Regions from separate parts of the Homo sapiens genome. Here all the other regions are linked to region 3. The links are chromatin contacts, found by Hi-C or POLR2A ChIA-PET in ENCODE. All regions are on one chromosome and are shown on one strand. Each heading gives the region's core, a stretch centred on a gene start or an enhancer-like site at or near the end of the contact. The rest is flanking DNA. Distances are from core to core; before and after follow the strand shown.

What was found. Hi-C counts contacts between places; a loop is a spot of excess contacts on that map. ChIA-PET counts read pairs that join two places held with the same protein, here RNA polymerase II (POLR2A). Pooled maps may share reads with other maps.
Region 1: a loop to region 3 is called in a map of naive thymus-derived CD4-positive, alpha-beta T cell, with 4 times the contacts of the local background. The contact joins the promoter of MIR4733HG here to the promoter of GOSR1 in region 3. A Hi-C loop is called at or near these places in 1 of 168 maps with a recorded cell type or tissue (naive thymus-derived CD4-positive, alpha-beta T cell) and 6 of 50 pooled maps. POLR2A ChIA-PET finds 5 or more read pairs at or near these places in 2 of 52 experiments (OCI-LY7 and activated T-cell).
Region 2: a pooled map shows a loop between it and region 3 (3-fold over the local background). The contact joins the enhancer-like site here to the promoter of GOSR1 in region 3. A Hi-C loop is called at or near these places in 1 of 50 pooled maps. POLR2A ChIA-PET finds 5 or more read pairs at or near these places in 3 of 52 experiments (HEK293T, activated T-cell and activated naive CD4-positive, alpha-beta T cell).

Annotation. Positions count from the first base shown.
Region 1 is chr17:31,093,345-31,097,473 of GRCh38, reverse strand. MIR4733HG (MIR4733 host gene) reads left to right here and starts at 1,984. Exons shown (of 4, transcript NR_186435.1): 1 at 1,984-2,247; 2 at 3,983-4,101. NF1 (neurofibromin 1) reads right to left here and starts at 2,497. Exons shown (of 58, transcript NM_001042492.3): 1 at 2,105-2,497. The coding sequence starts at 2,164. It overlaps MIR4733 (microRNA 4733), which reads left to right and starts at 3,049; the gene lies at 3,049-3,124. RefSeq lists silencers at 2,093-2,142, 2,183-2,252, cis regulatory regions at 2,108-2,418, 2,645-2,884, an enhancer at 2,487-2,504 and a promoter at 2,492-2,917.
Region 2 is chr17:29,807,102-29,811,126 of GRCh38, reverse strand. All of the region lies in intron 2 of SSH2 (slingshot protein phosphatase 2), which reads left to right. Among named protein-coding and RNA genes, the nearest start is that of SSH2, 120 kb to the left of the region's middle. RefSeq lists an enhancer at 1,023-1,082. Within about 2 kb of position 2,631, at least 9 of the 41 ENCODE cell types and tissues checked have a DNase peak (open chromatin) inside an H3K27ac peak, as active enhancers do.
Region 3 is chr17:30,475,315-30,479,193 of GRCh38, reverse strand. GOSR1 (golgi SNAP receptor complex member 1) reads right to left here and starts at 1,786. Exons shown (of 9, transcript NM_001007025.2): 1 at 1,730-1,786. The coding sequence starts at 1,760. RefSeq lists enhancers at 1,523-1,742, 1,893-2,042.

The DNA of each region.
Region 1 (4,129 bases), core at 735-3,234, 620 kb before region 3:
TTTTTTTTTTTTTTGGAGACAAGAGTCTCGCTCTGTCGCCCAGGCTAGAGTGCAGTGGTGTGATCTCAGCTCACTGCAACCTCCACCTCCCGGATTCAAGCAATTCTCCTGCCTCAGCCTCCCGAGTAGCTGGGATTACAGGCGCCCGCCACCATGCCCAGCTAATTTTTGTATTTTTAGTAGAGACGAGGTTTCTCCATGTTGGTCAGGCTGGTCTCAAACTCCTGACCTCAGGTGATCCACCTGCCTTGGCATCCCAAAGTGCTGGGATTACAGGCGTGAGCCACCGCGCCCAGCCCAAAATCATTCCTCTCTTAAGTATCTTTTTCCAATATGGCAAATAAGCCTAGAGATGAACAGGTAAGAAGTAAAAAAATAAAATTAAGAAAAAACTGAAAAAAATTTTTAATTTTTAAAATTTAAGGAGAATTGCGGCGTGGATCCTTCAATTTCCTACATCCAGATTCTGCTGTCCACAAGGTTCAGCTTTGGAAGTCTTCTATGTGCCTTTTAAATCCTTTCTTAAAATTACAGAGTCTTTTCTACCAAGTTTTAAATCTAACGCTCTATCAATAATGTAATCTTTTATATGCAGTAACATTATACTTCAGATGGATTAGTAGTTTAGTTTAGATGCCTTTGGGTCTGGAAGCATACGAATGGATAAAACAATTCCTTCAAGTCTCTGACAGCTTCATAACTCTATTTTATCTACATAGCTTCTTCTCAACTTCCTCTGTCTATTCCAAGATATTTTCCAGGTAGGTCTGAAACGCTGAGTCCCGTAAAGAAATGTTTATGCATCAAATAACAGAAGAGCTCTTCCCCCACCCCTTCAGCTCCCATAATGTTTTACCATTATATCCAGTAAACAAAATAGGTTGACTCAATCTTAAACAATTCCCCCATCACAGGAAGCCCACTGCACCCACAGCTGCAGAAAGCATCCCTTAAACCATCCCCAACTACCTACAGCAACACAAAGTTAAACCAATTTCCACTGACAAAAGGCTATGTGTGCATTTATTCTAATCAGCCCCAGGATTTATTGTGTGAAACTCAGGCGATAAAAAGTCACCTCCTCAAGCTACAAAACTTTTTTTTCATCCCAAATATTCTCAATGAAAGTTCTCTTGTCAACCAGGAGAGAGTCAAAAACAACCACAAACACTAGCAGAATGATCCGCTCCAGGACCACATCCCAGCTGGCTTTGCTCTGTTGTCGGTGGCTCTGAAGCAGTTTCTCACTTTCCTTTCACCCTTCTCCCCTTTACTCCCCAACATTCTCACTCGAGAATGCATCACATCCTCAGACCGCTGGCAAAAAAAAAAGGGGGGGGGGAAGAGACTGCAATTATCAAGGAAGGGGAAGATATTTCAGAACCACGGTTTCCACTGCAAACGGCAATAAAAAAAAAAGGCAGTCTGTGTCATCAGGATATGGGGGACGACGTTGTAGGGCATCACAAAGATGTGCAGTGAGTGTGCACTTGAAGCTCTCGGGGCAGGATGAGACGATGGAGCAGAAAGTAAGAAAACCTGTGCCTTCCTTGCTTTCTTCTGCTCTTCCCCCTCCAGGAGAGGAAGCTGAAGAAACTGGGGGAGGGGCGGAATGTTATCGTTCTCCTATTGAGGGTATATAAGACAGGCCTTAGGGTTCGCTCGTCCCCAGTTAGGAGGGTCACGGAGGGAAGAGGAAGAGAGAACCCCTAAACGTTACCCACCTCTGCTCAAAAACAAAAGTAAGGGGGTAATTATTAAATCCAGATGGCGCGCCCCTAAAGGCGCCCCCAGGTCACTCATCCCCATTTCCAAGCGGAAGGGCTGGGATAAAGGGGATGGAGGGTCGGAGGCTGGTCAGGGACAAGGCCCCACCCCCCGACTTAGGAGGGAAAGGGTGCCCAAGCTCCCAGCTGTCCCCTCCTACCCCTCACCTCCCGCCTTGGCCACCCCCACTTATCCCCCCTTCCCTTCTCTTCCCTTCCCTTCCTTTCCTCCAGAGCCTGAGGCAGCCGCGGGGGAGGCGGCCGCTCCTACCTCCCCTCACCTACTCTGTCCCCACCCCCACTCCGCTCCCACCTCCCGCCCGCCACGGGCCGGTTACCTGCTCGTCGAAGCGGCTGACCACGGCCTGGACCCATTCCACCGGCCTGTGCGCGGCCATGTCCTCCCCGCGGCCGGGGGGCGGCGGAGGGAAGGGTGGGCCGGCGCCCTGGGCCGGGAAGAGGGCGGGGAGCGGAGGCTGAGGTGAGGGAAGAGGCAAGGAGAGGGTCTGTGGAGTGCAGGCTCCCAGTGTTCCCACGGGGGTGGGGATGGGGGGTCAGCGCCGAGCGGGAGGGGGAGAGGGAAAGGGGGCGTTGGCAAGGAGGCTGGGGGGAGGGGGATAGGGGAAGGGGACCCGGGGAGGGGAGGGGGCCTCTTGGTCGCTCTCCCCACTAGCGCCGTCTCCCCACAGCCATCACAGTCCGAGACGCCGCCATGACACCCCACCGGAAGTGGGATCCTTTCCACGGCCCGGGGAGAGGGAGCGCGAGCGAGCTAGAGATTGAGAGCGCGGCTGGGAAAGGGGAGGGGGAAGCGAGAGGGAAGGCGGCCTGCCGCGCATGCGCCCGCGCCGGCCGGTTTCATTAATGAAAAAGCGAGTCCTCCTGGAGGTGACGTCATCTAACTCCTCTGGGCCGTCTGGCGAGCGTCCCTCACCGCCGTGGGGCTCACCTAGACTGGCGCTGGGCTCAGCTGGCGAGTGCCAGAGCTGACCCGGGAGCATCCACTCCCATCCCCACCGCCCCCTACAGCTGTCCCCTCCCCCGCCGGCCTCCGGGTTTGGATTGCTCCCGGAGTTGGAAGTTAGGGCGCCCTGGGGCTAGCCTTTCTCCCAGCGCGCGGATCTCTGCCGCTAATCTCCTGGGGAGGCTGTGCTCTCAGCTTAAGCTCTCAGAAAAAATAAGGTACACGACCTCCGATTTTCAGGTTCTTCGTAGCTTGGTAGACTGCTGAGAAACAAAAAAGGAAGGCCAAAGAGAGATTCCGTGATTTTTTTTTTTTAGAGGTCGCTTAAATCCCAATGCTAGACCCGGTGGCAATCAAGGTCTAGCCACCAGGTCTAGCATTGGGATTTAAGCCCAGCTTTCCTCTGCAAAACTCATAGCCATCCAAGTTAATATAACTATTGCACAGTTGATGAGAGATTCAAGTTTCACCACCCTCAAAACACCTTTAAGGCCTTGCATTCATTATTAATTCAATATATTCATCGTCTTATTTAAATCCTTGAACAAACCTTTTCAATACATATCATTAACTTCATGAACTGATGAATACGTCACGTCCCCACCCCCGTGGGAACGCTGGGAGCCTGCACTCCTCCCTCAGACCTTTGATTTGCCCAAGGTCTGAGTTGACAGGTGGCAAAGTCAGGATGTAAACCAACGTGGTTTAACTCCTAGAACAATAGAGGTAGACTATGGGTCTCCTAAAACAAAGTCCTTCCCTATACCTCCAATACCAGAGTTGAAAGGATTTCATGTGTAATTGGGTTGTGCCAGTTTTCCAGGAAGAGGATTACATCCAAAACAACGGATAATCTATGTCTGACATTGGACTTTGGAATGACTAATTTTTTTTTTTTTTTTTTAAGACAGAGTCTCACCCTGTCACCCAGGCTGGAGTGCAGAGGCGCGATCTCGGCTCACTGCAACCTCCGCCTCCCGGTTGAAGTGATTCTTCTGCCTCAGCCTCCCGAGTAGCTGGGACTACAGGCATGCGCCACCACAGCCGGCTAATTTTTGTATTTTTAGTAGAGACGGTGTTTCACCATATTGGCCAGGCTGGTCTTGAACTCCTGACCTCATGATCCGCCCACCTCAGCCTCCCAAAGTACTGGGATTACAGGTGTGAGCCACCGCACCTGGCCTGGAATGAGTAATTTTAAAATTTGTCTTCCTCGATACATTTTACCTAGGCAAATGTTTTTGTTTTTCAGAGACAAGGTCTGACTCTGTGCAGTGGAGTGCAGTGGCTCAATCATAGCTCACTCCAGCCTCAGACTCCTGGGCCGAAGTGATCCTCCCACCTCAAGCTCCTGAATAGCTGGGACTACAGGTGAGTGTCACCCTGCTTTGGCTAATTT
Region 2 (4,025 bases), core at 1,382-3,881, 670 kb after region 3:
CTACTCGGGAGGCTGAAGCAGTAGAATCGCTTGAACCCAGGAGGCAGAGGTTGCAGTGAGCCGAGATTGTGCCACCGCACTCCACCTTGTGCAACAGAGCGAGACTCTGTCTCCAAAAAACAAACAAAAAAAGAATTTTCTTGGGCCACATATAAAATACACTAATGATAGCCGATGAGCTGAGAAAAAAAATTACAAAAAAAAATCATAATGTTTTAAGAAAGTTTACGAATTTGTGTTGGGCCACATTCAAAGCCATTCTGGGCATGGGTTGGACAAGCTTGTTCTAAAGGGATTTTTAGGGTGTTGAAAACCTAACAAAGTCATTTGGAAGACTAAGTGGGTGAAATTGTGCACTCAAAATTAAAAGATGAGATTCTCACAGTCACATATTGAAAACAATTATAAGCTAATAATAGCATGGTGTACAAGAAAGATGTTGCCTAGAAGGCCCAGAAATAGACCTTAGTACATGAAAATATTTAGTGTATGATTAAGGTAGAATTTCAAGTCAGTTGGGGAAAATGGATAAATAGCCAGGTAGTGCTGTAATAACAATTAACTATTTGGGGAGAAAATTAAGTTAGATAGCTCTATCTTCAACCATATACCACAATAAATTGTAGATGAATTAATGAACTATTTTCTGGGAAACTTATTTAAATATGCAAGTTAAAAAATAGAAGCTATAAAGATTGCTAGATATGACTATCTAAAATAAAATAAATAGAACCCACTTCTAAAAGCAGATGATGATGATTAGTTCCCTAATTTATGATTATTATTGACAACATTGACCCATTCATCTTTGTTTCTATGAGAATTCTGTTGTGCAGTCTCTAAAATGGTTGCGTATGTGAAAATGTGGGATGGCTATAGCTAAGAATATTCTTGTTTGAGGAATTACTATCTTTTTGTATTTTAAATCAGGGTGTTTGCAGACTGAATCTACATTATAGAAAATGGGGCACCTTGGTTGGAGAATCTGTCCTACAATACTTGTTCTTTCTTTTACATTAGTCATTTATTCAAAATTTTTATTCAGCATTGCTAGGTGCTGAGTATACAGCAGTGATCAAGAGACAGTTCCTGCCTTCAAGCTTATAATATGGAGACCAACAAGTAAACAGGCAGTGTGAGAATTGCTACACTAGAGAACTGTAGAGGGAGTATGGTTGTATTTGGAAAGACCGTGGAACCCAGTCCTAGAGGGATCAAGGAAGGCCTCTGGAGAAAGGGACACCTAAGTTCCAATCTAAAAGATAAGTAGGGCTGGTGGGGTGGCTCATGCCTGTAATCCCAGCACTTTGGGAGGCCGAGGTGGAAGGATTGCTCGGAGCCAGGTGTTCGAAACCAGCCTGGTCAACCAAGCGAGACCCTGTCTCTAAAAAAAATTTTTTTTAATGAGCTGGGCACGGTGGTGTGTGCCTGTAGTCTCAGTTACTCAGGAGGCTGAGGTGGGGGAATCTCTTGAACCTAGGAGTTCAAGGCTGCAGTGAGCTATAATCACACCACTGCCCTGCAGTCTGGGCTTCAGAGTTAGATTTCATCTCATGAATGAGGGAATAAAGGATTAATAGAAGTAGGCAAGCAAAAGGGGGAATGAAGGGTATTCTAGGCAGAGGGAACAGTAAAGTCTGAGACAAGACGGAGTGGTATGTTAGAGATACTACAAGACTTTAAGTACAGCAAAATTCACCTGCAGTTGAAGTGTACCTATATCTGAAACTAAATGATATCATTTTGTAGGATATGGGTAAAAGAAAATACTTGTGATACTAACACTGGTGAGGAGTAGAGGAAAATTAACTTCCAGCTAATGGCAGTCTATCAAGCTACTAAATAGGATTGCTTTTGCATATTTATTTATTTAGAGACAGAGTCTCACTCTGTTGCCCAGGCTGGAGTGCAGTGGTGCAATCTCAGCTGACTGCAACCTCCGCTTCCTGGGTTCAGGTGATTCTTGTGCCTCAACTTCCTGAGTAGCTGGGACTACAGGCGTGTGCCACCACGCATGGCTAATTTTTTTATTTTTAGTAGAGACGAAGTTTTGCCATGTTGGCCAGGCTGGTCTTGAACTCCTGACCTCAAGTGACCTGCCCGCCTCAGCCTCCCAAAGTCCCAGGATTACAGACATGAGCCACCATTCCCAGCCTGCTCATACATCTTTTTTTGACAAGAGATCAAAGCAGAAAAAGGAGTTTATAGTACTTTACAAAATCTAGCCTTAGCCTCTCAAAAGTTTAATGAAATTCTCAACCTTTTTATTTAGTTGTTATCATTCACCTTGTGTTCTAGTTAATGAGAACTGAAGGCTCCTACCAACCCCCACTCCACCATATAACAGCTCCTCAGCCTGCTGAGGCAAATGCACATATCAGAGTCTTTGTCTAGTGGCCTCACCTTACCTCTGACTTTAAAGGGATAAAGAACTTCCCCAGTTGACCAAAATGAAAAGGAAAATCTAGATTGAAATTATGGTCCAGATAGTATACACATAGTTAGACATCAACTTGGGTGGTGGTTAGGATGTGCCTGAGATGAGTGGGGAAGATTGAGGTAAGATAGTCAGTGATGAGTGCTGTTGTTGGCATTCCAGATATGCCTACCACATATAAGCACATGTGGCTGTCAGCTGAGCCAGACTCCCAAAGTATAACTTTTCTACTGGTCTATTTTGCAATTAAGAAGCACGTTAGGCCGGCTGTGGTGGCTCATGCCTGTAATCCCAGCACTTTGGGAGGCCGAGGCGGGCGGATCACCTGAGGTCAGGAGTTCGAGACCAGCCTGGCCAACATGGCGAAACCCCGTCTCTACTAAAAGTACAAAAATTAGCCAGGCGTGATGGCGGGCGCCTGTAATCCCTGTTACTCAGAAGGCTGAGGCAGGAGAATTGCTTGAACCTGGGAGGCGGAAGTTGCAGTGAGCCGAAATTGCGCCACTGCACTCCAGCCTGGGTGACAAGAGCGAGACTCCGTCTCAAAAACAAAACAAAAAAAGAAGCATTTTATACCACAGAAAGATTTTCTGTGAAAGACTGATCTGCTAGCTAAAGACTCTGTCCAAGTTTGAAGGCACTGAAAATGGTCTTTAAACAAAATAATTTTCTCAGAATTTTCTATGAATGCACTGCTTTCTCCAGTTCAACCACAGTGTAAGCTTCGACTCGTCTGCCCTCTAGTGGAGGCCCATAGTTAAATTAGCAGTGTCACTGGCTTTGGAAAAACTACCTAACTTTTCTCGATTGGCTTTCCAAATTGTAGTGTTTCCTAAAAAAAAAAAAAAAAAAAAAAAGCCATCAAAACAACATATTTATAATTTTCTAAGATGCTAATAAATACCTTCCCTGGCTACCTCATAGGATCAGGTTCAAAGTCCTGTCTCCTGCAGCTTATCTTTGCAGCCTACCTTAAGGAAAGCTCTGGGTTTTAACTCAGCTAGTCAGTTCACTGCCACTCCAAGATGTCAAATGTATTTCTACTGCTCTTCCCTTTTCTTCATCTCTCTTCTGAATTCCTGTGACATGTACTTCCTGTGCCATACATTTATACTGTATATTTTGGAACAACTTTTCAGATAAAACAGGCAGATGAACTCCCCTTCAGGCAGATGAACTCCTTGAGTATGGTACTGTTTCACACTTTTCTGTGTCCCCTATAGACTCCAGCAGCTCTCAGTGAGTATATTGATTATTTGCTGTTCAGAGATATTCAATATCCTCTTTTCCTCTATTGATAGCTGAAAAGGTAATTGTCTAGATTTAAATATAAATAGTAAAATATTAACGTAGTAACAATTCATTTCCCCCTAATGAAAACTGTCTTAGCAGTATACCTACATCTTAAATATTCTAATTTCTTTTTTACTTGGGCCACTAACTGTATTTCCCTACTTTGTAGTTTGAAAGTGATTTTAGAAAGTTTGAGAAAATTATGCTGTTCATTTAGGAGTATTTGTTAAGTAATCGGTGTTGCTTCATTATCCTTCTTTACATGTTCTTCGTCCTTATTTCTAGATAATGTTTC
Region 3 (3,879 bases), core at 537-3,036:
TGCTTTTCAACCAGAAATAGAAAGCGTAGTTAACATAGTGGAGCATATTTGCCCAGAGACCAAATGCCAGTTCGAATCTCGGCACAGCCACTTACTGACTCTATGATTTATCAACAATCTACTTAACCTATGAACTTCAGCTTCTTGTTTTTTAAACCCCTACCTTCAGGGTTTGCTTATGTATTGGTAATCATATGCTTACAGCAGCTGGCACAGAGTAGGTTGTCAGTAATGAGCCGCTGTAATATTATAGCATGCTGCTTCAAAAAACCACAGGCTAATGACTAGTAATAAAGATATCAGTAGCCTCTTCTACATAATTTTAAAATGTTTTCTAGCGGCCAGGCGCGGTGGGTCACACCTGTAATCCCAGCACTTTGGGAGGCAGAGGCGGGCGGATCACGAGGTCAGGAGATCAAGAACATCCTGGCCAACATGGTGAAACCCCGTCTCTACTAAAAATACAAAAATTAGCCAGGCGTGGTGGCATGCATCTGTAGTCCCAGCTACTAAGGAGGCTGAGACAGGAGAATCGCTTGAACGCAGGAGGCGGAGGCTGCAGTGAGCCGAGATCGATAGCGCCACCGCACTCCAGCCTGGGCGACATAGCGAGTCTCCAAAAAAAAAAAAAAAAAAGTTTTCTAGCTGGTACACACATTTCAAATGGGCATTGTAATACATGTTTTAAACTATAAGCACGCTTTTCTGTGATTGGAATAATTGTCTTCTCTAGTAGGAAACATAAGTAAAAGCATTTTGAAAGTATGATAGGCAAATCTGGATAAATTTAGAATTGAGTTTCTTAGACCAAGGGGCTGATAGTGACAATACTGTGGTTTCTAGAGGCTTCAGTGTATAGCAATAAAAACAGGTCAAAGGAATTTGGAAAGTAGTTTCTATGCGGCTGTAAAGCAAAGAGACAGTTGGGAGAAAAAGGTGAGCTTTCTCTGCTCTTGTTGATCATCATAATCCACGAATGAGTTTTATGTAAGCTCACTTTATCCGACTATAGTTTCAGGAATTAAACAAATGCATTTGTCAAATCACAGGAAGGTTTTTTTGGTGGGAGAAGTATAGCAAATGTAACTGCAATTCACACAGGTTCTCTCAACTTTTTCAATAAAACCGATTCTAGACTCTAGAGCAGAAGGGTAAGTTATTTTCTCCTCCTTCAAACACCCAGTCCTGGAAGTCCCCAACCTGTAGTTGTCATGGAGACCCAATAAGAGACATTCTGTCTCCTATTCTCTTCATACTTCCTCCGACGGACCGGAATGCAAGTTCCTCCTTCTCTTTTCCCACTCAGTTTTCCAATAGTGACCTCAGCTCCAATGCGCTGACTCCTCCAGTCTCCGGGGCTCTGGATCTTCTCCCTCAACATTCGTTTCCTCTCAGAGTTCGTACCCCAAGCCCCTTCGTCCGAGTTCCATTACTCCCTCAACACAATTCTACCCAGGCGATTGAGAGCCCTCTTCCTCTACATCCCCGCTCTGTCCACTCTGCCCAACCCCTGCCCCACGTCCCGCTCACACGCCCCGGCCAGGCCAGACCCCTACCCCAGACCGTTCGGTATCCCCAAGGCCCCGGGGATCCCACTTAGGCAAGCCCCGCTGCTCAGCTCGGCCGCTCCGGGAGTCTGGTTCTTTCCTGTGCTGCTTCTCCCAAGATCTGTCCTCACTCAGCCCCTCTCACCCTCGTAGGACGCACCCGGAGGCCTTCTCGCCCTCACCTTCCCAGTAACTGCTGGTCCCTGCCGCCATCTTTGTCGTCCAACGTCAGCCGGGATAGGGGAGCAGAGGCGATGCAGGCCGGAAAGTCACCATGGTGCGTGTTTCCGCCTTGAGAGCCAGGGCCGACGGGATGCGAGCCTCCGCGGACACTGCCACCTGCTGATCAATTCGTTATCTTACAGCTTTTAAGTAGCGAGAGAGAAAAAACTTCGGCTTTAGCTCCTGTCTTTCATTCCCGCTTTCTGCGCCCCAAACCATCATCATCTCCCTCATCTCGGCTTATCCTTTCTCTCAGCAGGTGCCTACTTGACTGGGAGGAGAATCATCCTCAGGCAACTCCCTCAATTTCCCTCACCTTGTCTCTAATTTGTATCTTCAGCCAATTTCTTCCTTTCTCAGACATAGAGACCCTTTCTTCCCAGAGCCATTTCCTTCATCCTACCTCCCCGCCTGTGCTCCATCATCCACGTTCTTTGGCGTATGCGCTCTTCTCCACTGGCTGCTTTCCTTGTCTACAGCAGTTCTAGTCCCAGCCCTCTTTGTCCTTGTCAGCCGCCACATCTAGAAAGAGTGAGCTAACTGCTTCTACATGCTCTCGGCCTGAGCCCTCAACCTGATAAAATCTGCTGTCCAAACCCACACTTTATAGATACATAAATTATCACAGTCTACCGGTGCTGACTTAATTCTAGTGAAGTGTAGAAACCTTAATTCCTGTAAAGTTCTTTCCCCCACTCATTTATAATATAGTTGTTTTTAAGTATTTCCTCTGCATTCATTGAGGAGAACCACATCAGTGTTACAATATTTGCTTCAAGGGTCAGGCATAAGTTAGAGAATTCAAGAGAAGAGGAAAGCTTACTTGATTTATGCATATTTTACTCTTCTTCGTTCCTAGTGTCCCAAGATTCCTTTTTCTAATCGTTTCCTTTCTGTTTCAAGAATTTCCCTCAGCCATTTTTTTTTTAAAGAGTAGATCAGCTGGTGACAAATTCTATTAGTTTTTCTTCATCTGAGAATGTCTTGATTTCCCTTCATTCTTGGGGGATCGGATATTGTTGCCAGATATACAATCTGAAGTTGACAATTTCTTTCTTCAGCACTTGAAAAATGTGCCAATTCCTTCTGGCCTCCATAGTTTCAGATAAGAAATTGACTAAAATTGGAATTGTTTTTCCACTGTAGCTAAAATACATTTTCTCTCTCACTGCTTTCAAGAACTGTTCTTTAGTTTTCAGAAGTTATGATGTGCCTTGGTGTAGATTTCTTTGGATTTATCCTGTTTGGGATATCCTCAGCTTCTTGATTCTGACATTTATGTCTTCTGCCAAATTTGGGGGATTCTCAACCATTGTTTCTTCCAATACTTTTTCTGTCTCATACTGTTTCTCTTCTTTTTCTGGGAGTCTGATGACGTGAATGCTAGATCTTGTGTTAATGTCCCACATAGCTCTGAAGTTATGCTAATTTTTTTTCAGTCTATTTTCCATCATTCGGATTTGGTACTATCTACTATTCTGTCTTCAGATTTGCTGACAGAAAGTATGTCTTTCCTCTGTTCCCTCCATTCTGCTGTTGAGCCTATTCGTTGAGTTCATGTCAATTATTGCATTTTTCGTATCTAAAACTTCTGTTCAGTTCCTCATTATATCTTCTGTTTCTTTGCTGAGACTCGTTTTATCATTTGTTCTAAGTTTGTTTGTAATTGCTCACTAAAGTATTTTTATTAGAGCTGCTTTAAAGTCCTCATCAGATAATTCCAACATCTGTGTCATCTTGATGTTGGGGTCTGTTGTCTTTTTTTCACTCAAGTCGAAGTTCTCTGGGCTATTGGAATGACAATTTTTATAAATTGTATCCTGATGTTTCAGGTATTTGTTATGAGATTCTGATCTTATTTATGTCTTCTGTTTAAGCAGACTTCCTCTGACACTATGCTGCTGGGGGACATAGGGAAATGCTTGCTACTTCCAGGTGGCAGTGGAAGTTCAGGCTCTCCCTTGGCCTTCACTGATTCCCCAGGGAGGGGGTGCCTTGTTACTGCTCCGCATGTGGTCCCCACTGCCACCATGGCAGGGAGCCTCATTGCTGCTGTGCAATGGACGAGAAGTCCAAGTGGGGGATGGGTGGAGTGCTTCATTAGAGCCAG